Linked DNA regions of Homo sapiens: all the other regions are linked to region 1. Evidence: chromatin loops called from intact Hi-C (ENCODE). Cell type or tissue: PC-9. All regions are shown on one strand.

What was found. A loop is a pair of places that touch in the nucleus more often than their neighbours do. Peaks named below come from ENCODE experiments on the same cell type or tissue, not always from the same donor. Only the 100,000 strongest peaks of a DNase experiment are listed, where the experiment ranks them.
Region 2: it touches region 1 in a loop (9-fold over the local background); 4 of 110 quality-filtered maps call a loop at or near these places.
Region 3: it touches region 1 in a loop (7-fold over the local background); 17 of 110 quality-filtered maps call a loop at or near these places.

The regions. Positions count from the first base shown.
Region 1 is chr13:114,062,326-114,070,325 of GRCh38, reverse strand. All of the region lies in intron 2 of RASA3 (RAS p21 protein activator 3), which reads left to right. Among named protein-coding and RNA genes, the nearest start is that of RASA3-IT1, 43 kb to the left of the region's middle. RefSeq lists enhancers at 2,168-2,347, 2,428-2,517, 2,618-2,677, 2,828-2,887, 3,488-3,617 and 3 more and silencers at 3,158-3,277, 3,948-4,017. In PC-9, no CTCF peak of the experiment used is centred here; DNase peaks (open chromatin) are centred at 1,125, 4,455 and 4,935; H3K4me3 peaks cover 2,090 bases; H3K27ac peaks cover 3,380 bases.
Region 2 is chr13:113,946,640-113,954,639 of GRCh38, reverse strand. C13orf46 (chromosome 13 open reading frame 46) reads left to right here. Exons shown (of 7, transcript NM_001365455.2): 7 at 1-935. Among named protein-coding and RNA genes, the nearest start is that of SWINGN, 22 kb to the right of the region's middle. In PC-9, CTCF peaks have their summits at 3,343 and 7,262 (motif pointing right); a DNase peak (open chromatin) is centred at 3,339.
Region 3 is chr13:114,223,319-114,231,318 of GRCh38, reverse strand. No RefSeq gene overlaps it. Among named protein-coding and RNA genes, the nearest start is that of CDC16, 7.6 kb to the left of the region's middle. RefSeq lists enhancers at 2,486-2,987, 4,275-4,504 and a silencer at 4,251-4,545. In PC-9, a CTCF peak has its summit at 4,402 (motif pointing right); a DNase peak (open chromatin) is centred at 4,398; H3K27me3 peaks cover 926 bases.

The DNA of each region.
Region 1 (8,000 bases):
ATGCTGGGGAGTTTAGTCCTGGCCACCGCCCCCTCCTTGCTCCATGGTGGCACCCACTTTGGGGCCGGTCCCCCAAGTCTCCTGGTCCCCGAGTCTCCCATCCCCCGAGTCTCCCACCCCCCAGTCTCCCAGCCCCCAAGTCTCCCGGCCCCCCGAGTCTCCCAACCCCCGAGTCTCCCGGCCGCCTGAGTCTCCCAGCCCCCGAGTCTCCTGGCCCCCCAGTTTCCCGGTCCCCCCAAGTCTCCCGGCTCCCCGAGTCTCCCAGTCCCCAAGTCTCCCACCCCCCAGTCTCCCACCCCCCAGTCTCCCGGCCCCCGAGTCTCCCGGCCCCCCAGTTTCCCGGTTCCCCCAAGTCTCCCGGCTCCCTGAGTCTCCCAGTCCCCGAGTCTCCCACCCCCCCAGTCTCCCACCCCCCAGTCTCCTGACCCCTGAGTCTCCCGGCCCCTGAGTCTCCTGGCCCCCCAAGTCTCCCGGCCCCCGAGTCTCCTGGCCCCCCAAGTGGTCCCCTGAGTCTCTCAGCCCCCGAGTCTCCCGGCCCCCCAAGTCTCCCGGCCCCCGAGTCTCCCAGCCCCCCAAGTCTCCCAGCCCCCGAGCCTCCCAGCCCCCCAAGTCTCCTGGCCCCCCGAGTCTCCTGGCCCCCCAGTTTCCCGGCCCCCTCAGTTTCCCGGCTCCCCGAGTCTCCCGGCTCCCCGAGTCTCCCGGTCCCCGAATCTCCCATTCCCCCAGTCTCCCACCCCCCAGTCTCCCGACCCCCAAGTCTCCCAACCCCCGAGTCTCCCGACCCCTGAGTCTCCTGGCCCCTGTGTCTCCTGGCCCCCTGAGTCTCCTGGTCCCCCGAGTCTCCCGGCCCCCGAGTCTCCCAGCCCCCCAAGTCTCCCGGTCCCTGAGTCTCCCAGCCCCCCGTGTGCTTCCTCCAAGGTCAGTGTCACCTTTAAGGTCTGATGGTTCATTTGGCAAAGTCGCTGTGGAAAGAAAAAAGCCCACGTCTGCATCTCTGAGCTCAGAAGGGCCCCAGGGTGCTCTCTGGCCGCTGGGTCTGCAGCCGGGCAGGAGCCCCTTCTCACATTCCCTGGGGAGAAGCACTTGGGTCAAGTTTGATTTGCTGTTGCCCAATATCGCCGTCTGACTTAGCAGGAAGCTGCAAATGGAATGTGTGAGGAAGGAAAGGCGGAACTCAGCTTCTCTTCTTCCCTCTTTCCCACTAAGGAGGTCACCGACCCAGCTCCACCTCAGGCCTGTGTCCCCCACGCCTCCTCCCTGCGTGTGGCCCGGGCCCCTGGGCCGCGCGTCCGAGGCCCTGGAGTCTGTGGGGCCTCTTTATCGAGTGCTGAGCCGACGTCTGGGGAGAGCGTCCTCTGTCTTCCCTTTTTTCTGTATTTTTCAAGGTGGAGGTTGAAGGGCAGTGTCTGTCACAGGTTTAACTTCAGAACGCATCGAAGTGGACACATTTCAGAGAACAAGCCCTTTCTCTCTGGCCTTGGCCCTTCTCCAAGGAAGTGATTTTGGCAGTTTCTGTCCTACTAGAAAAATAATTTTCTGAGGTTGAGAGTGAACTGTGTTCACAATCCATACCTTTTAGAGCAATCATTTTTAATCATTTAAAGGGCAGCCACTATTTGTTTCCTTATTTACTTAAACTAAAAGGCTCCCTGAAATTGGGTTGGCAGGGCTGGGGCTTGGGAACCAGCTTCCCGCCCTGGACCTCCCCTGGGCCGGCACCCACGACCCTAAAACAAGGAGATGACCCCGCTCCCCAAGGCTGCGCTGCAGTGGAAATCACCGTCTTGTCCAGCAGAAAGGAACAGCTGGCGTCACACACAACAGAACCTAAATCTCTCCTTGCTGGGTTAGTCCAGTCATTTGCAAGAATATTCAGTAAGTGTCGTGTCCTCATTTCCTTCCATCCACGTAAGGACGTGGAATGGTGTCTGTCCCTGCCTGCTTCCTCTGCGCCCACGTGGCTGACCTCTCCCCAAACCCTCATCCACGCAGACAGTCCTGGCTCAGGGAGGCTCTGCCTCAGGGTTCTGGGTCTGACCCTACCCCCTGCCACTGGGGTTGAGGCTGGGCAAAGCCCTCTGCCCCACGCGGAGCCCTGGCCCCCCCTTTCTGTGGAGTTGCTCCTGCGTCCTTTGCAGGGTTCATTTGCATGCCCATCTCGGGGAGAAGGGGCCGTGGCCACAACAGGAAGAAACTGCAGGCGTGGCTGGTTTCTGTGCCCCCTCCACCCAGAGGTGCCACGGCCTGAACTCCTGCTCCGAAAGCTGGTTATGCGTTAGGTTACAAAGCTGTGTCTGTAGGAAAAGTTCTTTTGTTTAAAAAATCATGAGCACCCCCAAAATGATCTGGATACGCAGACAAAAACGTCAATGTGATGTGATTTCTGAGAAGTGGAATTATGGGGGAGTTCTTGTTCTTTTGTTTGTGTGTTTTATGTACAATTAGAAGTTACAAGTCAAGGAACAGATAGATCTTCTAGAGCTGAGCGAGGAGAGCTGGGTCTTCCCAGGCAGACGAGGACATCAGACATCACCAGGGACCCTCACTTGGCAGCCCTGAGGGGCAGGCTCTGAGCTCTTCTGGGTGGAAGCCCGTCCCGTCCTGTGTGCACGCAGTGGGTGTTTGTTAAAGACAGGGAGGTTTCTTTCTGTTCATACTGCAAGATGTAAATCACCCCCAAAATAGTACTTTTGTGTAGTAGAAATGACTAAACCAAGAAATGTCTCCACAGCTCCAAAGTTTTTCGGGAGGGGAGAAGTTATTTGGGGTTAGAAACTGAAAGGGGCAGGAGGAAGTTGGTGGTTTGGGAGACAGACGGTTCATTCTCTCAGATGCTTTTAATAAAAACCAAGTTGCTGACTTAGGAAACACCGACTTTGACATTAGGCGACTCATGAAAAGTCACATTTCCCATGAACATTTATTTTCACTCTCAAGTTAGAGCTTAAACAAAAACCTGCTTGACACGACTGGAGGCTTCTTGAAGCCCAGAATATCCCAGAACTGCTGGAGTAGGGGACCCATCCTCAGCCCCAGAGTACCCCAGGTGGGGGCCCATCCTCAGCCCCGGGGTGTCCGCAGGTGGGGGCCCATCCTCAGCCCCAGAAGTGCCCCAGGTGGGGGGCCCGTCCTCAGCCCCAGAGTACCGCAGGTGGGGGCCCATCCTCAGCTCCAGAGTGCCCCAGGTGGGGGGCCCGTCCTCAGCCCCAGAGTGCCCCAGCTGGGGGGCCCATCCTCAGCCCAGGTTGGGGGGCCTGTCCTCAGCCCAGGTCAGGGGGCCAGTCCTCAGCCCAGGTCAGGGGGCCCGTCCTCAGCCCAGGTTGGGGGGCCCGTCCTCAGCCCAGGTAGGGGGGCCTGTCCTCAGCCCAGGTGGGGAGGCCCGTCCTCAGCCCAGGTTGGGCCCATCCTCAGCCCAGGTGGGGGCCCATCCTCAGCCCCAGAGCACCCCAGGCCAGGGATCTGTTCTCTCAGTCCTGGAATGCTGGCCCCAAATCTCCCAGCAGGTCAGAGCCCCTGGTCCTGTCTGTATGACCCCCAAGCCCGGCCCAGCATCTCCATCTCCACCTGCATGTGTGTGTCCTTCCGTGTCATGCTGGCTCACAGGAGCGCACCTGTGTCAGAATGATGCAGGGGGTTCTCTCAGCCGCACAGGAACTCAGCCGGCGGAGAGCATGAGGTTGCTCGTATTCTGTGAGTACTGAGTGTCTACTGCACATGGCAGGCTGCCCCAGGCCCAGGCCTGGAAGGGACTCATCGGCCGCCTGTGCCTGCAGGAGCCTCCTGGCCCTGAGCTGTGGCTGGGCCACTGCAGGGAGAGGCTGGGCCTGTCACGAGGGGGCCGCACCGAGGATCCCATGAGGAGCAAAGGCCAGGTCCCCCCTTCTCCCTCCTGCCCGGGCCTCCTCTCGCCCGGCCGCCTCCCGCTCCTCGGCCGCTGGCCCTCTCTCCTGCCCCTGGCACCTCCCTGGAGAGCCCCTTTTCCCACCAGGGCCTCACTGAGGGTTTGGGGTTTGAGGTGTCTCAGCTGCTGCAGGGGACCCGGTGTCTGGTTGTGCCTCCTCCTGAGAGTCACTGCTGCAGTCACACATCGTGGCCGGGCCCTAAAGACCCAGCCGATTTTCATTTGTTTGTAAGGATGGTGGTTCTTTTTTGGGGGGTATGGGGTGGGAGAGAGGAAAGAGCCTCATGTGCAGGAGAGGCGGGAGCCGAGGCCACAGTGTCCCGGGGTGCTGCGTGCAGTGGTGTGTGGCGTGTGGTGTGTGGCGTGCCTGGCGACCACAGAGCCCATGAGCCGAGGGGCAGCTCCTCGGTGCCCCTGAACAGATGGGGAGACTGAGGCTCGGGGAGGTGAGGTGGCTCACCACGGCCGCTGCAGCTGTGAGTCTCAGCCCAGCCCGCCTGCTTTCCTCACTGAGTCTTTGGGTTCCGTTTGAAGACTCACAGCTCTATTTGCCAACATTTCAAAATAACCCCACCCATCTTGAACCACAGGAGGCTGCAACCCAGTGTGTGTGGGGCTTCCGCTGAGACCTGCCGTGCTGGGTGGTGAGTGGGCTGTGAGCTGACCACGGACCCCTGCCCTCCAGCCTCTGACCTCTGGGAGCCAGGGCTGTGTGACCCTGCAGTGCTGGGTGGCGGGTGGGCTATGAGCTGACCGCGGACCCCCATTCTCCAGCCTGCGGTCTGTGGGAGCCAGGGCTGTGTGGCCCTGCACTGGCCATGTGCTTCTGATGGGTGTGTTTTGCCTCCTGTCCTTTGCGGAGATGGAGCATTTTCCCTGGCCAAGTTGCCCCTTCTCTGTGGGGCGCCTCTGAGGATGAGTCAGGCAGTGACTCAGGACCGCAGAGCTCAGCCCAGAGGCTGGCTTGGGAGCCCCAGGGCTGCTTCGCAGACCCGGTTTGGGGTTTGGTTCCTCTTCACGCAGCCTTTACCCTCTACCCCGAGGCTGGGGCAGCCCTGGCAGCTCCCGGCTCCCCCCAGCGTTTGGGAAATGGGCCCCGAGCCTGCGGCAGAGCACAGAGCTGGGAAACCAGGTTTATTTTCTTATGATCACGTGATGGGAGCAGCCGCAGGCGGGATGGGGCAGCGCCAGCCTTGCGCAGATGCTGGGAAGTGACTCAGGGAGGAGAAGGCGGGGGTTTCTCTGCTGGTCCCAGCTGAGCCCCTGCTCCAGGCTCCAGGAGGAGGAGGAATTCAGTTCAGATGGTTTCCCCTCATCAGAGCCACTACTTAAAGGTCAACTCTGTTTTCTGCAAGAGGTTTTTTCTTTTTTCCCCGTGAAAGTTTGCTTGATTCTGTGAAACTTCATTTGCACTTCTTCCAGAAATGACTGAGGGAAAGGAGACTTTGCCAGGGTCTCTGCCTCAGAGGGAGAGGCTGCTGCGTGCGTTAATTTCCTTAGGCCACATGGCAGGATTTCAGGCGAGCCTGGTCCTCTCAGGCCGCACTTTTTCTTTATTTGGAAAGAGAGTTCCAGAGCCCTCGGGCGGTGAGTGGGGGCCGCCTGGGCCAGGCATTCATCCCGCATCTGACTGCTGCTGACCTCGGCTGGAGACAAAGCCGGCCTGTCCAAGAGATACCCCGAGGTTAAGCTGCTGATGGGAAGGGGGGCACCTGGTGGCTGTGTGGCCCCTTTGAGTCCATCAGAAAGAAGAGATTGTCCGGCACAGGCCACCGAACAGGATGGGGGATGGGAGGAATGCCCTAGCGTTCAGCCGGTTTCATTTTTCTTTTGGAATACGCTTCAAACTCTGCTGCCCAGGAAGGAGAAAGCACAAACCTTCCTGCTGATGAAAGAAAATGGGTGCCCCCACCATGAGACCCACGGACAGCGGGGGGCTGTCCGTGGGCCTGGGCTTTGCACCTGGGAGTGTTGGTGCTGTGTGGAGGGAACTGACCCTGTCCTCAGGCTGAGCCTGGAGTCCCCACAACAGCATAGGGGGGAAAGCTGCTGTCCTCAGACTCCGCGTGGCCTCCAGTGATGGTGCTGTGGCCACTTCCTGCCGGGTGCTCACCGTGGGTTCTGGGTGGGGCTGGGAGGACATGGGGCGTAGGCCATTCTGCCCACGAGGTGACGTGATCGAGGTGGACGTGGCTGGCCTCGCAGCCTCTGCTCCTGCAGGTCCTGGGACGCTGTGTCCATCTGCTGGAGCTCATTTCAGAGTTGGCTGATCACAGGTCCATAGTCACCCACTGGTGACAAATTTAACAAATTTGTGGGGGTTTTTTTAGTTCAAAAAAGATCCTCCTTAAATGTTGTGAAATAATATGTCTTTTAAGTTGCAACACACATTCAGAAGTTCCCGGAGGGTTAAATCCTGAGCATGAAAAGATGGTCATTCTAATAGAAAACAGGCCCAGAGCATTTCAAGAAAAAATGAGATTTAAAACTGCTCATAAAAAGATGGACATTCCACCTCACCAATGAGCCAGACATTTAAAATTTAAGCAGGTTTTTGCCACCGGTTTAGCAAACTGTAGAAATATTTATAAGACGGCGTATGCTGGGGGTGGACACTGGTCCAGACTCCCTGGAGGGTTCTGTGGCTTTGTGTTTCAAAGGCCTCAGGACAGTGCACATCCTTGGAGGAATTTATCCCACGGGGACAATCAGCCACTGCACAGATCTGCGTTCCCAGGGTGCTCACCCCTGCTGCTCCCACCACACAGCGTGCACATGGCAGGGGGACCTGGCACTGCTGTCCACGCACACACGTGCCGTCTGACCCCAGCGTTTTATCAGCTCTTTGGAAAGTGGCCCATGGCCTGATGTGAAAGGAAAAAGCTGACTCTGTCACAGGGAACATAACCTCACTTTTATTTAAAAAATTTATCCGTATTTCCATTCGTATCTTCTATATTTATAACATAAATATTTACTATTATTGTTAATATATTTGTATTATAATATAATGAGTCATTATAGTATGAATATACTTATATTTGTATTATAAATATTGTATTTATGTTATAAATGTAATACAAATATATTTATATTTTGTATATTTTAAACCTATAACATTTATATATTTTATTCTATTTTATATTTTTGGAGAAAAAACTCCAGGAGGATGTTTCCTGGAATGTTAATTCCAGATTTCACTTTCTGATTTTTTTACGTATTTAAAATTTTGTTTCTTTAAAAATAGCTTTATTGAGGTATAATTCAAGCACCGTACAATTCACCCATTTTGAAATGTACAATTCAGTGGTTTTTAGTATATTTGCAGAGTTGTGCAACAATTGCCACAGCCAATTTTAGAACATTTTCATCTCCCTAAAACGACACTCGCGCCCTGTAATCCTCCAGTTTCCGGCCTGCAGCCTCTCCTGGGGCGGCAGACACGGGTCCCCGTTCTGTCGCCGGCTGTGCCTCTCTTGGGCATTTCGTGTCAGTGGAAGCGTCTGGCCCATGGCCTCTGTGTGCGTGGCCTGTTGGTTGGCACCACATTGTGGATGCTGTGGTGTGGGGCCAGGGTCCAGGCGTCCTTCCTCTCCAGGGCTGAGCACCGTTCTGCTGTTGCTCCCTCAGCAGCCGAGGCCCACCTGCCTTGTTTCCACTGTCTGGCTGTCATGACTGAGGCTGTGAGCACGCATGTCTGAGTCTGCGTGCGAACGTGGGCTGTGAGCACGCGTGTCCGAGTCTGCATGCGGACGTGGGCTGTGAGCACGCGTGTCCGAGTCTGCATGCGGACGTGGGCTGTGAGCACGCGTGTCTGAGTCTGCGTGCGGACGTGGGCTGTGAGCACGCGTGTCCGAGTCTGCGTGCGGACGTGGGCTGTGATGTCTATTGCTGCACACCTGGGGGTGGAACCACTGTGTCCCGTGGCGACTGTGTGTTGAACGTCGGAGGAACCGCCAGCCTGTTTTCCGTGGCGGCTGTGGCCACTTGACCTTTGCACAAGTTGTGTGTTTGGATTCGCATCTCCACCTCCCTACCCTTGTTACTGTCTCTTTGATCACAGCCATCCCGGTGGGTCTGATTTTCTTTGTACAATGCG
Region 2 (8,000 bases), 120 kb after region 1:
CAGGCAGGAGTGAGAGGTGCAGGGCAGGGATGGAGCATCTGCTGTGTCACCAAAGTCCCTGCAGGAGCCAGGAGCACGGTGGACGCAGCTGAGCCCCGGCTGTGACTGCGAGAGCAACAGAGACTGTGGTGCTGGCACTAGGATCTGTCCCTGGAGGGAAGCCACATGCTCCCCACTCAGAGGAGGAGAGGGAGTCTTCCTAGGGGTGTGGGGGGCTCCAGGACATGCCTGTAAGACGAGTTTCACCAGAATCCACCCAGAGCCCTCTCGTTCAGACACGCACACGTGCATATTCATATGTACACAGCACATACATGCTCGTACATACCACACATGTGCACAGGAGGGCACGGGCAGGTGACCTGCAGCATCTCTGATCCGGGTGTCTCTAAGGCAGTCAGAGGCCACAGGCGGAGATGCTGTGTGCACTGTCTATTCCCGTGGAGACACATGGGGGCCGTCCCTGTGGTGCACATGATAATGCAGAGGCTCCCAGAGGGTGAGCTCTGCCCATCACTCAGCCAGGGAGGGAGGGGCCCTTTTCAGGGAGCCGCATGCCACGCAGAGCTTGTCCCACTGGGTAGTTTCCTCTGATCAAAGTGGGGCACCATCCAGGCTGCAGAGAGAAAGGGGACCCCCCAAAGCCAGCACCCACCCTTGACTGAAAGACACCACAGAAGATAAGTGCCCATCGGCCCCAGAGTCATCATTTCCCAGACAACCGGAAATGGGCCCTGGACGGGCTGTCCTGGACAGGCTGCCGGGCAGTTGGGTGTGACTCAGTTGCGGCCTCCAACTGTGCCAACCAGAAAGGCACCCAGAGAAGCTTCCGGAAATACGGTTGGTTTGTCCCCTTGGTGGGGCAGGAGGCGGCAGCTCTGCCGGGTGGCTCCCAGCACCCTCCCCCACAGAGCAAACATCGGCATGAGTCTGTCCACCCGTGTATTCGTCCTGTCGCCGCGTGTGGCTGGCCTCATTCTGGGTATGCTGGCGGCAGCCACCTCTAGGACAGGGAGGTCCCATGGCTCTGCAGACACAGGAGCTTGGCAGTGGCTTAGCTGTTAGAATGTGAGCCTTCCAGAGTCAGACGCGCCTTTGCCTTCTGTTGGGCTCTGAGCTCATTTCCTCAAACCCAGGGTAATTCTGTTCCTCCTTCACTGTCTGGTGGGGTGGGGGTCACAGTGTCCGGGGGAAGAGCTGATCAGGGCCAGTGCTGGGGTGGGAAGGGCTGACTCCTGGGACCCCGGAGAGGTGATTGTTGCCACGGGGGGTAAAGTTCCACGTGCTGCTCCTCTGAGCCTTGATTCTGGGCACTCCAGGGCGGCCAGGCCTGGCTCACACCTTCCTACCTCAGGGAGATTTCCGTGGCGCAGGCACACGCCCTGTGGGATGTGAGTGGCCACCTGGCTTGGGCCCCAACTCCCATCAGAGAAGCGGGCAGGTCCCGAGCGAGCTGTTCAGGGCACTCAGCAGCCACACACCCAAGGAATGGGGCTGCCTTGTGCCAGGCCGGGGGTCTGGGGAAGGGCTCAGTGGGCGCTGAACTCAGAGGGTCCTGGCAGCGGCAGTCAGCGTCCAGGATGGTCAGCGGTGAGGCCAAGCCCCGTCTTAGTGGAGGGGACGAGGCTGGGCTTTGGAGACTGTGGGGAGCAGGAGACATCCCTGAGGAAACAGGTCTACGCGCCGCAGAGCCCGAGAGCAGCTCCTGCCACGTGGTTGATGCTGCTGAGGCCGGGGGCTGCCTCTGCCCCGCCGCCCCGCCCAGCATGAGCGTGTTCCTGCTGCTGCCCGGCCCGTTGGGCTGAGAGGCTCAGGCAGCAGCGCTGGGGTCGATGGAGTGGACCAGGCAGGGGCCCAGGGCAGGAACCCCCTGTAGATGCACAGCCCTGAGCTCAGCAAATCAGCTGTGGTGACATCCAGGGAGGGGTGGAAGCCCAGGCTCCCCCTAGAAGGACGCTGCCCTTGGCCTTCAGTCCTATGGGGCACAGATGCCGCCTGGGCTTTCTAGGGCCGGCCAGTGGTCCTGGGGTGGTGGCCCCCGTTGCCCCAGGCCCAGTCTGCCTCAGTTTTATCCTCAGTCCCCACTGGCCCCTGACCTGTGCAGATTCCAGTAAGTGAGCGAGGCTGTCAGAGCCCTCCCAGGCTGGGGGAGATGGCCCAGCCCCACATGGTGCCTGCACCTCCGAGGTGGCCCCCTTGGAACCCAGCCCTGAGCAGGCGGGAGCGGCGGCCACACAGCGGCCCTGGGCAGGCGGGAGCGGCAGCCACACAGCGGCCCTGGGCAGGCGGGAGCGGCGGCCACACAGCGGCCCTGGGCAGGCGGAGGGGTGGCCACACAGCGGCCCTGGGCAGGCGGGAGCGGCGGCCACACAGCAGCACAGACCCTGAGCCGGCGCAGTTCCTCCAGCCACGCCAGCTACACCTTGGCTGTGTCCCTGCCGGGCTCCAAACACCTGTGTCCGTGCCACTGGCCACCTCTTCCCTGCCGTGTCACCCCCACCCCTGCCAAGTGTTCTGTGTGTTTTCACTGCAGGTGATGTGGGAAAGGGCGAGTCTCAGTTCAACGTTCTGGTTCCTTGGGGGCTGTCGGAACAATCGTGTGTTCTTTCCAGAGTTTTCTCTGTCTGGGTTTAGATGCCCACACACGGGACCATGTATTCAATCCCTGTGCATATAGATGGTGCCATATACGGAGAGAGGCATAGGTTGTCTTACGAGAGTGGGGTCGCGTTGCACTGTGGCCCCTGCCAGGCCCTGTCCGGAGTGCTGAACACAGAGCAGCAGGTGCCGCCGGTCCCCAGCCTCTTGGAGCCCCGTTCCCTCTGGGCGTCGTAGACAGTCGAGTTCAGCACATCTCTACGTGGAGTTTCGCAAAAAAGGCAACCACTTTGAAATGGGAGGGCCGCAGCGCCATGGCCTGGCGACGCCTGTGAGTGACTACAGTGGGGCCTGGAGGAGGAGCAGGGGGATGAATGCAGCCTTGGGGCAGGCGCTGGGGCCTGGAGGAGGCTTGGGGAGCAGGGCATGGGGGGCGGGGAGCGAGTGCAGCCTTGGGGCAGGCGCTGGGGCCTGGGCCTGGCTGGGCCCCTCTATGCCTTTCAGTCTTGAGGTCTGGAAACCCGGCCGGGATCTCCCCCGAGTGGGCAGTGCTGTTGGTGGCGGCGGGGGGGAGTGGTGCTGGCACTGTGTGGCCGGGCAGAGCCGAGGCCAAAGCAGTTCCATCCACACGCAGTCCACGAAGGGACGTCGGGCGCCTCCCACAAGCAAAGGCCCCGCCCGGCTCCAGCCCGGCCCGCAGGGACGACCTTGCCCTTCTTTCCTCCCTGGCCAACAGCACCACCCCGTGGGGGCCCCGGTGCTGAGGGCTCAGGCTGCCTGTTTCCGTCCTGGAAACCACAGACACCCGAGATCCAAGCAAGGAAGGCAGGATTTCCATACCTCCTCCCCAGCTGAGCATTCGCTGGAGGGGGACGGGGCTGTCACTACGTCCCTTATGATGATCACCTCATAGAGGCTGGGCCTCCCCACACCAGGACCACACGCCCATGAGGGCCCCACAGGCCTCAGCCTAGAGAGCCCCCATGGGAAACCCTGTGCTGTGAATGGTGTGGAAATTCCCCTGTGTCCTTCCCACGTGACCCCACAAAACCCTCAGCCGTGGACATCCCGAGTTCCTCTGAACGCCCGGCCTTCCCAAGCCTCGCCAGCGCCACGGACATCCCGGGGCCCCGGGGAAGGGTGGCTCTGCCGGGAGACAGGGTCTTCTCTCTGGCTCTGGTTCTGAAGGCTGTGGTGGGTGCAAGGTTCACCAGAGACGGCAGGACTCCCGTGCCCTGGAGCGGGAGGGAGTCTCTCCTGTGTCTCCCCTGGGCGCCGGCTCCTGCTGAACCCCAGACCCAGCTGTGGGAGAAAGCTGCCCAGGGCCCTGCAGGAGAGGCGGGGCCAGCCCTGGTGCACACAGGGGCAGAGGCACCTGGGCTGGTCTGGGCTGGGAGGTCAACTCTCCGTGTTGCAATGCTGTGTCCAGGTCTGAAAAGGGCAATGTGAAAGCAACTCCTCAGGGACAGAAGCCAGGCCACTCTGGGGAGAGGCAGGACACAGCCCTTCTGGCCCTGAACACCTTGAGGGGCAGGCAGGGGGTGATGACCCCACTCTACAGATGGGAGCACCGAGGTGCCCAAGGCAGGGGGTGAGGACCCCACTCTACAGATGGGAGCAGTGAGGTCCCCAAGGTGGGGGTGATGACCATATTCTCCAGATGGGAGCACCGAGGTCTCTGAGGCAGGGGGTGATGACCCCACTCTACAGATGGGTGCATTGAGGTCCCTCAGGCAAGAGTGATGACCCCACTCTACAGATGGGAGCACCGAGGTGCCCGAGGCAGGGGGCGAGGACCCCACTCTACAGATGGGAGCACCGAGGTTCCCAAGGCAGGGGGTGAGGACCCCACTCTACAGATGGGAGCAGTGAGGTCCCCAAGGTGGGGGTGATGACCATATTCTCCAGATGGGAGCACCGAGGTCTCTGAGGCAGGGGGTGATGACCCCACTCTACAGATGGGTGCATTGAGGTCCCTCAGGCAAGAGTGATGACCCCACTCTACAGATGGGAGCACCGAGGTGCCCGAGGCAGGGGGCGAGGACCCCACTCTACAGATGGAAGCACTGAGGTCCCCGAGGTGGGGGTGATGACCGTATTCTCCAGATGGGAGCACTGAGGTCTTTGAGGCAGGGAGTGAGGACCCCACTCTACAGATGGTTGCACTGAGGTCCCTCAAGCAAGAATGATGACCCCACTCTACAGATGGGAGCACCAAGGTCCCCAAGGCAGGGGGCGATGGGAGCACCAAGGTGCCTGAGACATGAGTGATGACCCCACTCCACAGATGGGAGCACCGAGGTCCCTCTGTGGGCAGCTTGGGGCCAGGCACAGGACTGGCAGAGGCTGGGAGCACAGCTTGTCGGGGCATCTGCGGGTGTGAGGGCCTGACACTGTCTTCAGGGCTTAGCCTTTGTTCTCCCTGCAAGAGGGGACAGAATGCCCTTTGTCTTTGTAAATCTATGCCCTGCTTTAGGCAAAAAGAGGAATCCGGAGAGCACTCCTGGACCTGTTTCTTCTTAATCGTCTTCATCTCAAAGGCCCTTCCTGTTTTGGGGAGTCACACACACTCTTCTGACACTGACGACCTGGAGTGTCACAGACCCTGAAGGTGAAGGGCTCTGTCCCACAAGACTCTGCCCCTACTTCTGATGACAGCCGTACATGGGTACCCAGGCAACCCACACTCACTCCTGACAACTGCAGATTTGGGGAACTTTACATCCCCTCAGATTCACTAGAACACCTCCCAGGGCTCAGGAAAGTGCTTTACGTACAATCATGCTTATTATGAAGGAAACCCATGAACAGCTCAGTGAAGAGAGTGGGGAGGTGGGCACTGATCTCTGAGCACCGTGGGGGCTCCCCAGCCTGGGGGCTCCCCAACCCTGATGCCCAAAAGTTTTTATCTAGGCCTCATTACACAGGTATGATTGATTAAGTCATTGGTCATTGGTGATTGAACACAAACTCAATCTCTGGCCCCTCCCAGGAGTGGGGGCGGTGAGGGGGGCTGGAAGTTCCTCTCTAATTACATGGTTGGTTCCTCTGGCAACAAGCTCCCACCCTAAAGCTACCTTGGGGTCCCCCAAGAGTCACCTCATTAGGGTAAACAAATGTGGTGAAAAAGAGTTGTTATGAAATCAGACACCCCTATCAGGAAATTCCAAAGATTTAAGGAGTTCTGTCCCTGGAACAGGGGACAAAGACCAGATGTATTTTTTATTATACCACAATACAAATCTCTTAATTTATTCAGGTCTCCTTCGATTTATCTCAGTAGCGTTTTGTAGTTTTAGGTGATAAGCTCATGCACACTGAGATTCAAAGGGGTCTGTTGGAGCGTTCAGCAATTCATGAACTGAGCAGTACCAGAACGTGTGAGGTTCAGCGTGAGGTTCAGCGCTCCACTGAGGTTGAGGGGCGGAGCTCTTTTCTAAGTGTCTGCAGAAGCGGGACAAAGACAAGACATCTGGTTAAAAGGAAGTCCCTGGTGAGAGGCTGGTTTGGCAGTTTCTGGGCAGTGTCAGTTTCGTGGCCCAGTTCCCAGTGGGCTTCGGTGTGCTCACACAGGGTCCCAGGCACTGAAGCCGCCTCAGCCCAGGGCCTCCTGGTTAACTTTCTCATGTAGCTTTCCGAGTATATGTCCACCACTTGTTTTGGTCAAAGCCACTCATAAGTAATTTAACATTTTTGATGTCAAGAACAATAAATAGAAGTTTCCTCTTTGTGCCTCCCCAGTCACTGGGCTTCAGTCCCAGGAGGCAGGTGCCAGGCAGACGTTGGTCCCTTCTGCTAGTTTTGCCTGGTCTTGAACCGGTGCTGTGGGCTCTTCTGGGGCTGGTTCCTTTCATGCTGAGTCATGTCTATGTGACTCCTCAGTAGTTAGTTTTTTAAAAAATTGCCAGATATAAATGTGTGCTCAGGCAGGTTTTTGAGAACTCCACACCATCTCTTGGGAACGATGAGAAGTCCCCTGAGTCCCTGTGGCAGGACGTGGGCTTTTCATGGGTCAGCCTGAGCCCCGCTCCATGGCCCCGATGGGCGCTGGGGCAGCACCCTGGCTGGACATGGGCTCCTAGAGAGGGCAGTCAGTGCTCGGCAGGCCAGAATCATGGAGGAGGGGTCGGGAAAGCACTGCTGACCCCCAATCCCATGGATATGCTGTCATCCTCCCAATGGCCTGGCTGATGGGCCATGGTGGGTGTGGACCCCTGAGTGAGTGTCTGGGGGGAAGTGTCACGGGGTCAGCCTGTGTGCTTCCTGGGCTCCTTGTCTACATGGCTGCGCATCTGCTTGGCTGTGTGTCCGGGACCTGCTTGTGTCCACTACAGGCCTGGGCCCAAGGAATCTCGGGAGGTGGAAATGGACACCCGGGGCCGCAGAAGCTGCACAGGTGGGGCCAAGAACCAACCAAGCCTTGCTGCCAGCTCCCCGCTCCACCCACTGTGATGCCAGCTGCTTCTCACATCTGTGAAGCCTCACCCAGCCTTGGGCCATCATTTCAGGTAAATAAAAAGGCCTAATGGCCCCATCAGGCCCTGAGCTCCCTGCTTCCTGAGGAGCTGTCTTCTGCTGGAACTTGGAGGCCACGTGGGCAGAATGAAACTCCTGCTTCCGACAGCAGACGGCAGCAGTGACCTACTCCTGGCTGCCCTGCCCATCTGGAGCGGGTTCTGGGTCTTTTGGGCCCTTTGAGGTTGGTCCGCCCTCCTGCCCTGGCAGCAGCCAGTATTTTACTCCCAGTTGCTCCAGCCTCCCCCAACCCCCTTCCCCGTAAGTAACCTGCCCCGACGCTTGTCCTGGAGCCACGGTGTGGAAGATTCCAGCAGCATTGAGGAACCAAATTTTATATACAGCGTTTCCTCCAAGCACGCAGCTCTGATGTGCCTTTTCCAGGGCCAAAGGCCCCTTCAGGAATCTTCAGGCTTCCCGCTCCACCTCACCTTCTGTAGTGCTGCCAGGCTGACGACAGCCCCCGGGTCTGTGGCTGGCCCCTCTCTCCCAGAGCATCTTGGCCTGCAGTGCTGGCCACAGCCAGAGAGAGGGAAGAGACAGCCCCAGCAGTAACCACGGGTGCCTTCGGCCCACGCACCTGCCGGTCGGCCCCAAGGGTGCCAGGCCTTCCTCTCCTATCGCCGCTGTGGGGCTCCAAAGGGCAGCCAGGAGCCCCAGCTCTGCTGTGGCTTTGCTGTTCCCCAACTGTGAGACCCTCAGAGAGCTGCCGGGCGCAGGTTTCCTCCTCGGCCAGCGAGCAGTCAGACCAGGCTTCGGACCCCTCTACTGTTCCAGGGTGGAGGGGAGGACCCAGGAGACCCAATGGCCTGGATGCCAACAGCCAGCGTGGCCTGACGATGCCATAGGGCACAGGGACAGGCTCTCCGTCCTCTGCGGCCCCGTTC
Region 3 (8,000 bases), 160 kb before region 1:
ACCAGCCCCACCTCCAGCAGCAATGGGCACTCCACCCCCACGATCCAACCACCTCCCACCAGCCCCACCGCCAGCAGCAATGGGCACTCCACCCGCACGATCCAACCACCTCCCACCAGCCCCACCTCCAGCAGCAATGGGCACTCCACCCACACGATCCAACCACCTCCCACCAGCCCCACCGCCAGCAGCAATGGGCACTCCACCCCCACGATCCAACCACCTCCCACCAGCCCCACCTCCAGCAGCAGGGATTATAATTCCACATGAGCTTTGGTGGGGACACAGATCCAAACCACATCACATTCTAATAGAATGACCTGGAGTCTCTATATTTGGTTAGATTTCTTGTGCTTTTCTTCCCTTCTATACCTGTAATAGCCTACAGCAAAATCATGTTTACTGATTTTAGAATGATGCCCCTTAGGTTTGTCAACCTTAGATAGAAAGATTCAGAAAATACGAGTTAGCATGGAGTTTATTTGAGCACAAGCCCTGAGGATGACCACCTGGGAGCACAGATTTGAATTTCCCTGAGTATGCACCCAACCAGCAGCAGGTACCTGGTTGGGGGCGGGGGGTTTAAGGAGGAAAGAAAGGGCAGTTCCTGAGTTGTTTATCAAAAATTTACATTAAAACAACGTAAGCTATTGATTGACTATACATTTTTCTTTGTCTCACAGACTCCAGAAACATGAAAATAATGGGTGACACAGCAGTCAGGAACAAAATGCCTTAAACAATTGCCCCTGTGGCATGGGGAGCAGAGTGACTGAAGTTAGTCCCACACTCATGTCCTGATACATTTTGCATCCTTCAAATAGTTCAGACTGCTCTGAGCTATTTTTCTTTCCTCAGGTTAAACCTTCCATCGTTGTATTTCCTCTACCACACTTACTAATTGGTTAAACTGATAGGGCTCATAAATATTGTGTATTACCTCACACGACAAAATGGACTTTGCAAGGGGTGATTAAGTTAAGATGGGTTATGTGGGTGGGTATGATGTAATCACAAGAGTTCTTACAAGTGAAAGAGGGAGGCCGGGGGGTCAGAGTCAAAGAGACTGGAAGACGCTACGCCGCTGGCTTTGAAGATGGAGGAAGGAAAGAAGGAAGAACAGTGAGCTGGGAGTGCAGGTGGCCTCCTGAAGCTGGGAAAGGCCAGGGACGGGATTCTCACCTAGATGCTCCAGGAGCACAGCGCTGCTGACACCTTGATATCCTGCAGAGACCCATTTCAGGTAGTGATCGGAGGTTAGCAAACAAAATTAGAACTCTGCCAAATGTGTACATGCCAGAGGCTGGCTTGTCTAACAGAAGACATTCTGTTTATTTTCCTCCCCTTACATTCTCTCCCAGTATTTGCCCTTGTTAAAGAAGCTAAAATTTCAGGACCCTCTAAAGTTACTACAAGGGGGAAGTTAAGCCCTGGAGACTGAGTCACAGAGCATGTTTGCAATTCTGCAATACTGAGTTTTGTGAAATTCAGTGTGTAAAAATCTTTGTTTTGTGGTTTTAAAAGATAATTCCGTCCTTAAACTAGTTCCTGAAATACGGTCAGGAAAACAAGACTTGGATTTTCAGTATGACCAGAATATTAAACATGCCAAGTGGTTTCTCAAGAATTTAAATTACTCTGAAAGGAAGAGAGAACAATCACCCTTCTCACTGATTAGAGTGAGGTGGTATTGTCGCCACAGGAGAGCAGTTTACAAAGTTAGAGAATTCTGTTGGCTGAAACTGCAAAATGTTGAGGCTTTGAAAGAGCAAAGGCAGTGATTAAGAAGTCAATGATTGGCAGATACGTCTTTGTTGTCATTTTACAAAGACAGTTCTCAAGTTTGGAATTAACATCTATCCAAACATCAAGTCTCAATTCATCTTGCATTTCTCCACACCCTGTGGCTGCAAATCTGCTCCAGCGCTGCCTTGGAGACCTGTCCAGGTGCACCTGGACGCCACAGACGGGGCCATAAGCGTCGCCTGCAGAGTTGGGCAGAGGAAGCTCAGAGCTTCCCCGCCGGGACATGGGCACCACAATAACACTCTTAAAAAGAAAAACCCTCTGGGTTAATACCTTTCCTTTGAATTAACCTCCATCCAGGTAAAAAATGATTGATAATTAATGTTTGTTAATTAAAATTGAGGCATTCTGTTGGCTTATAAATGTTAAGCTTCGTGGCACTTACTGATGTGGAAAATAAGACCCAGCAAGGCTAACTTACCTAAGCAAGTTCCCAAAGCCGCACCTAAAACCAAGTCCCTGAGCTGACAATGGCCTCTTGGGTGTTGTACCCATTTGTGAGTATACCTGGGGTTTTAAGGCAAAAGCAGGCTGTGGGGACACCAAGAACATCAGCCTGGGGTTTGCAGCTTCCCCACTCTCCATGCCTCTTCAGAGACAATGCCCTCTGGGTGGCAGTGATCGAGTTCTGCCAGTGCGGGGAAGCTCTGCGGGGTGAAGGGAAGCCTGGAGAGGAATCTGCCAGGCCTGGCGTCCCAAGCATCACCTCCTGAAACTTCAGTAAAAGGACTGGGAGGCTACGGGAAGCAAGCTGAGCCACCCGGACAGAGCATCCTGAGGTGCCGGACGCCTTTTCTTCCTAGCATCCTGTCCCACCACCCCCAGGACACTGCAACACTAGTCATCCTGCACAGGCTCCCGCTGCAGCTTCTCAAAGACTGCTGTCCACAGACACGGGTCCAGCCCCGTCGACATGAGGGTAACAGCCAATTCAGAAGTGTCATAATCTCTAGCTGGTTATCTGATTATCTTTTTAGTATATCAAATTAACTGAATAATGCCCTCGTTTTGTGTTAGGTGGATATGAACTTTGTCATGAGCCATGAAAGTGTTCACTGGTCTCAATTTTGATGTCAAATTTGGGAAAGCACTTTCTAGTACAAGTTGTTCTTCTGATTGACTCATCCACGTGTACTTTGGTCTCCTGTGCCAGTGTTCTGCCAGGAGCGGGTGACGGAGTGCAGATTGTGGAGGGCCCTGCGAACACAGGCTTGACGCCTGTGGAGGCCACAGTGGCGGTCCTCAAACGGACGCCAAGATGGAACTGAAGGATTTGGTTGAACCAGTGGATAGGGGAGGGAGTGGAGGTGGGAGAAGGCCCAGGGCATTCAGGGAATGCAAAGAAACCTAGTCTGGCTGGAACGCAGTGAGTGAGGGCCCATAAGATGAATGAGGAAAAGCTTCCTACAGTGATGTGTGAAAAAAACAACTGCCTCTGGATAGTTTGCAATGCTTACAGGTGTTGCTCAGTGTCAAAAATATTTTATTAACACACAGCTTGCTTATGCCAAGACATGTTATCATTATTGTCTGAAACATAGTGCTGAGGATAATTTTTAAAAATGACAGCAGTATATCACTGAAAAAAAGCAGGAAATCATCTAATCTGGAGATAGACACACACACACACACCCCCCACACTGGTGCACACCCCCCCACAGACACACTACACATCGCACACTAGTCCACACACACCACACACAACATACCACACCCCACATACTAGTGCAAACCCAACAGACATACTCCACACAATATACCACACACACACCCCACAGACACACACACCACACACTAGTGCACACCCCTCACAGACACACTACACACTGCACACTAGTCCACACACAACATACCACACACATACCCCACAGACGTCACACACCACACACTGGTGTACACAACACAGACCACACACACACACCACAGCCCCCCTGCCCAACACCACACATATAACTATGCTTATGAATTGCTGATTTCAGTGAATGTGGCACTTGGTGATTGGTTACATTCTTCTTGATCAGTCCTCCTTATTCTGAGTTACTTTGTATGTATTGAGAATTATACATTATTTTGCCACAATTTATGATTTGATGAAAATATTGGGAAAAACATGAGAAAGAGTGATGGGGTGTTGGAATTGTGGGCTCCTTAAAATTTCTCCTCAGCCTTGTAGAAAATGAGAAAATCTCCAAGTGTCTGGTTAATTTGCCTGGGTACTTCAGTCAGCCGGATCTTTTTTGTTTGTTTGTTTTTGAGACAAGATCTCCCTCAGTCACCCAGGCTGGAGTGCGTTGGTGTGATCTCTGCTCACTGCAGCCTAAACCTCCCAGGCTCAAGCAATCTTCCCACCTCAGCCTCCTGAGTAGCTGGGACCATAGGCACCACCACATCCGGCTAGTTTTTGTATGTTTTGTAGAGGTAGGGTCTCACTGTGTTGCTCGGGCTGGTCTTGAATTTCCAGACTCAAGCAATGCGCCCCGCCCCCCACACTCCCCCGCCGTATCAGCCTCCTGAGGTGCTGGCAGGTGTGAGCCACCGCCGGCCAGCGGCATCTACTTCACAGGACGTCCATTCTGGAGATCGCCACTAGTGGGCACCATTTCTCCACGCATCCATGGGCTTTTCTCCACGGTCCTTGTTAGCGGATGGCTGCTGGCCTGGGGCATTTCAGTTTTTGAAAGTCTCTGACCAGACATGCACTCATGCAGCGAGGGACTCTGAAGGTTGTCTCGAGGCCCAGATCACAGAATCTGAGAGGCAATGGGGCTTTACAGATGGATTCCCCAAGGGTTCCGTTTAAGGAGTTCTTTCCATTTCAGCCACTGTTTTGAGGGTCAATGCAATTTGTGGTTCCCCTTCCCCAACCTGTAGGTTACATGAAAACTAAATCTGGTCTTTAAAGAACTATTTATTGTCTACGGAGTTTTAGGACATTATAGTTACTGTTGAGGAGAGAAGACAATTAAACAAATACCAATACAAGAAAAGTCCTAGTTGGTAAATACTGAGAACTTTGCAGCTGTGTGAGCGTAATGACATTTCACGAGTGGCTCCAGCCCAGTGTGGCACGGCTTTGGCACATCTCCGGACCTGAAAACAAGCTCAGTGTAACATGGGACAGACGTCACAGTCTGCCGCCTGTGTCAGTCTTGCTGGTTTTAATAACGTTTCAATGTGTGTTTCCCTACCAGACCCATGTGCTGAACCCAGCTGTAGCTCACCAGAGTTTGCCTTCTTTGCTAAGCAAGCCTGCCCTCCAGGCTTGGCACCCATTTCTGAAACAGAGATGTTTCACAGCGTTAGCACCCGAAGGGCCTGGACTCCATCAGCTGCCCAGGTTGCATTTCCAGAACATTCCCTCACATCTGGAACTCTATCCACATCGCAACCAGAGGGGCCTACACGCCCCCTAAGGCCAAAGACATCACCCTTTTATAGTGGCCTCGTTCTTCTCTGAGACAGATGAGGTCTGGGAGTCCTGAGAGTGGCCTTGTGTGACCCTTCTGGTGGCAGCAGGGAAGAGTGTGGCGATCAAACTCGGCAGAGCCACGGCCAAAGGGCTGAGATGTCCAGCAGCCCCATGTCCCACTGACCTGGAGAAAACACACAGCAGCCACTGCTTTACCGACTTTGGCTTCACCACTGCAGGGTGGGGACCGGAGTGAGGCAGAGGAGGCGCTCAGGGCTCAGAATGAAGGAGGCTCCTCAGGTGAGCCCTGCATACCCTAGGGCAACAGCCTCCTGTTCTGCAGGGGGCACTCCCTTCCCCCACCCCAGTACCAGCCTGGGCCACGCCTGCAATTCTTATTCCTCCTTCTTTCTCCTTGTCCGTCCTCCCCAGTCCCCTCCCACTCCCCTTTTTGCCTCCCTCCTTCTCTTCTCCCTCCCCTCCCCTTCCACTCCCCCGGCTTCGCTTCTCCTCCCCTCCCCCTTTCCATCCCCCCTCCCTCCCCTCCCCCTTTCCCTCCCCCTCCTTCCCCTCCCCCTTTCCCTCCCCCTCCCTCCCCTCCCCCTTTCCCTCCCCCTCCCTCCCCTCCCCCTTTCCCTCCCCCTCCCTCCCCTTCCCCTCCCCCCTCCCCCCTCCCCTTCCTCCCCTCCCCTTTCCCCCCTCACTTCTCCTCCCCTCCCTAGCCCTTCCCCCTCCCCCTCCCTCCTCTGTCCTCCTCCTCCTCCTTCTGTCTCTTCCCCTCCTCTTCCACTATAGGACTACTTTTCTACCTTCTTTTCCCTTCTCCCTTCTTCTCTCCCTCCTTTATTTTCTTCCTTTCTATATTTAACACGTATTTCCTGTGTGCCCACCTCACACAGGATAGACAGGCTTCTGTCCTCACTGCTCCATCCATTATATTTATGATGGTTTTAAAGCATTTCAAAGTTCTATAGGTTTCAATTAATTTGATACCCAGAGTAACATGGGACAGACACATCTCTGGATCTGAAAATGCACCTGGTACTTGACTTTTCAGGTCATCAGAGCTTGTGGGTGGCTGGTTTTTACACTAAGGCTGCTGGCAGGATGCTCATTTGTCCACTGACTCTCTGAGCAAAGTCCAGAAGGGAAAAGAGCTGACATTATGGCTCTTCTGTGTAATGGCAAGATTTTGTCTACTTCTTGACTATGTGTAGCAATTTGTCAGTCTTTATAAACTGTTTGCTCTCTGGAAAGAGAGATTGAAAAGAGAACAATGTTCTCAGGACCAGACAGCAGCCTTTCTAGTTTTGTGATAGATCCTTTGACGTTCATTGCATTAGGGCCCATCAGGGAGGGCTGGCAGAGGCCAGGACTCCTACAGCACAACCCTTGTGGGGTGGAACAAGGTGGGGACACACAGGCAGGCACATTCGGAAAATGCTGCCAGAGTCAACCCTAAACTGCCACCTCGAAAAGGAGGTGCAAATTCGAGGCTTGCAAACCAAGGACACAAATCGCTATGGAGAGGCCATTTTTTCCATCAAGTTTAGCACAGACGTGGACTGTTAATGGAGGTCCTGTGCCCAGTTGCGCTTCACGACACAGGGGGGCGGGGCTGCCTGGAGAGGTCATGGCTGCAGTGGGCAGAGGCCCAGCTCCTCCCGGCCCGATGCCGGCATCTCAGGCTCCAGCACCACCTGCTGCACAGGAGAGGCTTCGGGAGGTCCACTCGGGGGATCAGCAGGAGACCCAGAATCCACATCCAGGCCTGTCTGACCCCACAGTCTGTGATTTTAAACACTGTCAATGGAAGGTCCACCCTGAGGAGCGGTGAGGAACCTGGGATTGCCGAATTCTGCATGGAGGAGCCGGAGGCAAGCTCTGCTATTCATGTCAAGTGTATTTTAAAGGGGCTTGTGCATAAAGGAATGAAATAAGGAATGAAATTAGCTGCTGCTTCTTTTTTTTTTTTTTTTTTTTTTTGGTAGAGACGGGGTCTCATCATGTGGCCCAGGCTGGTCTTGAATTCCTGGGCTCATGCGACCCTCCCACCTTGGCCTCCCAAACTGCTGGGAATGTAGGTGTGCGATACCATGCCCAGCCTGAAATTATCTTCTTATTTTCATTCAAACAAAACAAAACAAAAATTTAAATCTATAATATAGGTTAAAAATAGCAAAGAGTACTTTGGGAGGCCAAGGCAGACAGATCACCTGAGGTCAGGCATTCAAGACCAGCCTGGTCAACATGGTGAAACCCCGTCTCTACTAAAAATACAAAAATTAGCTGGGAGTGGTGGTGCATGTGCCTGTAATCCCATCCATCTCAAAAAATAAATAAATAAAATAAAAATAATAAATAAATAAATAGCAAAGAGTAGTTAGGGACCGTGACATTTCTGAGGGGCTAGCTATCAGCTCCATGAGGCTGAGACTACATATGCAGAGTTCTGTTGAATGAATGAAGGTGTGTGTGAGTCTTTTAACTCATTTTTAAAAGGCATTGCCCATGGGCTGATGTTCATTGTTGTGGAACAGCTTAGGCGGGATCTTACCTGGGGCTGATAGAGAACTAAGCAGATCCCAAGGGCTCTCAGACATACCCTTGATGTCTCCAACCGAGACTCTCTGGGTCCTTTTTTCTTTTCTTTTCTTTTCTTTTTTCTTTCTTTTTTTTTTTTTTTTTGAGATGGAGTCTTGCTCTGTCGCCCCGGTTGGAGTGCAGTGGCGCGTTCTCGGCTCACTGCAACCTCCATCTCCCAGGTTCAAGCGATTCTCCTGCC